Regions from separate parts of the Homo sapiens genome. Here region 1 is linked to region 2. A link is a loop called in an ENCODE intact Hi-C map of the cell type or tissue named here. Cell type or tissue: sigmoid colon. All regions are shown on one strand.

Region 1 (2,500 bases), 66 kb after region 2:
CTTAATGCAACATTCCACTTATCACAAAGCCTCATATTATATAAGTATTTTTAGACAAAGCTTAACTTCTCTGCTAGATTACAAAATCCCTGAAGGCAGGAGCCATAGCTTCCTACATCTGACACCATGTCTTGTGCATCGATGCTTAATAAATGTCTGCTAAATTGAATTAGGCTCCCATGTTACTGATGATACCAGGGAAAAGAGCAATAATAGCCTTGGCACCACAAGGTTAGTGTCTCAGACTGTTTCATCCATGGTGCCCACAATCACTGCTGTCATAGGATGGGTGCTCAACAGATTCTTAAAGAAAGAATGAACAAATGAACAGAGATCAGTATCTCCCACCAGTATGAACAGAAGCTCTTTGGAAATAGCCAGGAATGGAACACCCTTTAAATCCCAGCTTTTCCTACTTGAATGCTTTATGCCCACATTTCCATTCAGCAACATGCAGGGACTGCTTTGTATGGCAGCTATAGGATTAACAGACGTTATTAAGTTGTTAAGGTAAAGTACACGGTCCTAAGGGCACAGAAATTTGATGTATGTCTAGATATGTAAATACTTACATCACTATCCATATCGAGAACATTGCCAGCACTCACTCCAGCAGTCTCTCTTTACCCCACTCAGGTAAAACTACCTCTATCAATATAGATTAATTTCTATGAGGGAAAAAGTTACTTTATCCTTTTCACTCTTCACTTCCTTGTGGAAGCCTACATTTCTTGGGCACAAAATGGTCACCTTGTCTGTGCTTTGGAATAGTCATTCCAAGATAACTAGTATCACCAGATTTTTGACTAATAAATCCTAAGCAATGACAGCAACGGCCCCTGTCAAGCAGGCCTATTCTCATGTGCATTAATAAATGAGAAGGGAGGCAAACATAAACAAAACAAAGCACAAACACTAAGCCATTTGTCCCACCTGACAGCAGACCCAGTACCAGATACTCCCTGAACTAGAGTTCCCCTGGAACCACACACAGAGCTATAATCAGAGCATGAGCTGGTCCAATCGGAATTCCTGCTGCTCTGCTCCACATCAAGTACTTGTCCTAAGCACCCCACCCCCATCCCAAACACACCCAGACAAGATGAGGCCCTTCCCTGCTGGGAAAGAACACTGGCTTCACAAGCAGAAGTAGAACATCTCATTACTTCCCCCAGAAAGCTGTTCTTAAGTAAAGAACATCTGGTTTGTTTCATTATTGTTGTTGATGAGGAAAATGTTCTATTATGGTGATCATGGTATGTGAACGCCATTAGCTTTCAGATTTTAGAAAAAACACACTTGAGTAATGCTTTCCTCGCTAAATTCAGTAAATCATTTTTCTTTCTGTGTCAGAGAGGTCTCTGATGATGGTTCAGCTAATGCAGAGTGAATGTGCAGGTACAGATTTTGATACATGGATCAATACTTCCTATCAAATTACCTGAATCTTCTGGGAGTTACTAGTTTTCTATTTCCCATGGTAGAAACAGGAGGTGAATACTAATGCAACTCCCTTCTCAGGCACTGCCTCCGGCCAAAGGAAGCCTGTAAAGCTAGTTTTGTCACAGCATATAAATTAGACCAATGTTTTTCATAGTCAAGTTCAACTCTAAACTTTTGAGTAGAAGTCTATGCCTTCAGGGGACTGTCTAATAATGAAAATCATATTTAAGTGAGTGTTATTTTGGTAGACTCTGACATGCGTTCTTTTTTTTTTATTTCTAGAGTTTCTACAAAGTTGCTATGTTATCAAGTGAGCTGAAAAAATAAGATTTATGGTTTTATAAAACACCAAATCCAGAAACTCTTGTATAATTACAAAAGAGCAAGAACTCAGAATGCAGCAGCCACCATTTGCTCTTGGAGTTCAAGGAATCCCCAATATCTTCCCCAAAAATCTATACTTCAGCTTTATGAAGTCCTAAAGTCTGTATACCTCACAGCCTGAAGAAAGCTGTCAATCTGAAATGCCATTCTCTCAAGACACAGCCTAAACACAATGCAGCAACAACATGAGGAAAGGCTTCTCAATGCTCTTTACAGAAAATTTTATAAAACCAAAATCAAAGTATGGCATACCACTAAACAAGAAGCTATAAGCAATAATCTCAGTGCTGATGAAATACCTTTATCATCTGAAAAAGTTTTTAATTTATTCTGGGCAATGGACAATGTCAAAGTATATTTCCTTAAATGTCAAAATATAAAGTCCAAATTAGCTTCAAAAAAAATCCCTGAATTGAATTTTTGTTTATATATTTTAATTGATATATAGTAGTTGTACATGTTTTGGGGGTAATGTGTTTTATTTTTGATACTTTTTTTTTTTGATACGATGTGCAATGGTCAAATCAGGGTAACTGGGATATTCATCACCTCAAACATTTTTCTTAGTCCAACCAGTTTCTTAATGTGAATAGTATATAGATGGTCTGCTAGTTACATTGCAGAAAATAAATTCATAACATAGAAGGAGAGAAAAAATTGTTCTGTGGAATGA
Region 2 (2,500 bases):
TAGCCATTCTCAAATCTGACATCCCCACTGTTCATCAAATATGCACAACAGGCTATCCTACTTTACAGCAAAGATAGGCAAAGGGCCAGATGGCCATATTTGGGTTTGCAAATAAAGTTTTATTGGAATACAGCCACGCCCATTTGTTTTCTTATTGTCTATGGCAGTTTTCTTGCTATAGTGGCAGAGCTGAGAAGCTGCAACAGAGATTACACGTCCCCAAAAATTAAAATATTTATTACCTGGTCCTTTACAGAAAAGCTTTATGCCCTGCCTTAGAGTCACATCAAAGGACATATGGGAAAGCATCATATTGGAAAAGTCATATTATCTAAGATGTGGCAATGGCATAGGCTCGTGGCTAACTTCAACACATTTGGGTCAGACCAAAAAATGTGTCAAGAGATTTAATTTTCATAGCTGTCCGGATGTAATCCATTCAATATTACTCTCAAAATTCAGATAAACTATAAAGAAAGAGAACCATCAAAATTCTCATGATCAAGTATAACCACAGCTTTAAAACAATTTGAAAACCAAGGAGACTTCACAAGCTTTTAAAAGTAAGATGCTTCTTTGGATTCAGTATTATTTTCTCTACTGCTAGATGTGCCATTACTTTATGGCTTCTAGAAACATATAGAAATGAAATAACCATTGTATAAGCAGAGTTTACCCAATCTTTCTCCTGTGCAACATTTATGGCCCCATTTCAAGATCAAGAACTCATAATCTTGTCTACTGTGAATTATTTAGTTAATATTTAATCTTTAGTTATTTTATCACCATGGAAAAGGACACAATAAAATTTTATTTGCACAATAGAAAACAGTAAGATAGTGCTGTTGGTTAGCTTCTGATGGGCCTGGCCAGAGCATGGAGCTTGATTTCCAATGCCCTGGAGTCCTCCTTCATGCCTCCCTTCCTCTCCCCATCAAAAGCACACTCTCCAAATACACTCTGCTTTCAAATGATGTAGATAGTTTTCTTAATTGTACATATGTCTTTCTATTCATTGAACTTTAGATCCTCAGAAGCTCTCTATCACTACGAGCCTTGCTAAATCACAAGTGCCTGGAGATGAAAGTCTTTAGACACACCTTCTGGGTTCTGTTTAAATTACCCTTGGCTCAATCACACTAGTTTGCACAGCTTTTAATGGGGAAAGGTCACTTCTGAGACATTTAAAACATACTCAACCTAACAGTCTTAAGTGATGCAAGGGTTAGCAGAATTAACTCTCCATTTTTTTTTTGTTGTTGCAATAACCCCTGGAACAGAGACATAAATACCCTTTATGATATCAAATAAACCCATTCGGGCTGAAAACATCCAGAATGATCAGTAGGGGGCAGATTGTGTTCTACTAAAATCAGAAACATCCCAGGACTCAAAAGCCATCATCCATTTACTATAAAGGTCTTGAGGCCTAAATTGACAATGGGTAACCAGGGACTCAATTTTGTGCTTTAGATAGAAGATGGAAAAAGTCTTCTTCAGGTCAACCAGGTTGGGATGGCATGTAAATTGTCAGGAGGGGTTTGGGGAACTCTTGTCATCATCCTCAGCCTTATCCTCCACATTCTAACTCCTCTTTCTTCAACTGCCTGAGCTTCCTACTCCCAACCCCTCACAAACATACAGAATTCTAGCTGCAGAATTTCCTGGAAGCTGCTTCTTGTCTCTATGCAGACCTCTGGCCATGCAGGTTTGTTTTTGTTTTTGTTTTTTTTTCTTCTGGCTGTGATGCTTGCGTTTTCTCCTCTTTTGGCTCCTGGCCCCATCCCACCTTGACTACCTGGTGAATTCCTATTTACACTCTGATTTGCCTAATTCTCATGTGCCAAAGGCTCTTCTTTCTGACACTGTCATTTATTCTTAACAACAACCCTATAAAGCAAGTATGACTTTGAAACTCTATTTTACATAGAAACTGAGGCACGGGAATGCCACATCATTTTCTCTAGTCACACAGTAAGGACGGGCTAAGCCAGCTCTGAATCCAGTTGTGTGACTCCAGAGCTCAGGTATCTAACTACCATAGCAGGTTGCTTCTCAGAAACGGACGTGTGAGGAAAATGACTCTGAGGAAGGAGGCAGGAAAGAGGAGACACTTTGGAAAACACATATAAGTGACAGACTAACAAACAGAACAAGGTCTACTCCTGGAAGACAGGAAGAGATGGGGATCAAGAACAAAGGTGCGGCCGGGTGCGGAGGCTCACGCCTGTAATCTCAGCATTTTGGGAGGCCGAGGCAGGCAGATCACAAGGTCAGGAGATCGAGACCATCCTGGCTAACACGGTGAAATGCCCGTCTCTACTAAAAATTAGCCGGGTGTGGTGGCACGCACCTGTAGTCCCAGCTACTTGGGAGGCTGAGGCAGGAGAATCGCTTGAACCCGGGAGGTGGAGGTTGCAGTGAACCAAGATCACGCCACTGCACTCGAGCCTGGGCGACAAAGCGAGACTCGTCTCAAAAAACAAACAAACAAAAAGAA

What was found. Hi-C counts contacts between places; a loop is a spot of excess contacts. Peaks named below come from ENCODE experiments on the same cell type or tissue, not always from the same donor. Only the 100,000 strongest peaks of a DNase experiment are listed, where the experiment ranks them.
Region 1: it touches region 2 in a loop (2.5-fold over the local background); 2 of 110 quality-filtered maps call a loop at or near these places.

The regions. Positions count from the first base shown.
Region 1 is chr2:168,638,259-168,640,758 of GRCh38, reverse strand. All of the region lies in intron 4 of CERS6 (ceramide synthase 6), which reads right to left. Among named protein-coding and RNA genes, the nearest start is that of MIR4774, 57 kb to the right of the region's middle. In sigmoid colon, no CTCF peak of the experiment used is centred here; a DNase peak (open chromatin) is centred at 1,058; H3K27ac peaks cover 360 bases.
Region 2 is chr2:168,704,603-168,707,102 of GRCh38, reverse strand. All of the region lies in intron 6 of CERS6 (ceramide synthase 6), which reads right to left. Among named protein-coding and RNA genes, the nearest start is that of CERS6-AS1, 81 kb to the left of the region's middle. In sigmoid colon, CTCF peaks have their summits at 1,137 and 1,340 (motif pointing right); no DNase peak of the experiment used is centred here; H3K27ac peaks cover 1,297 bases.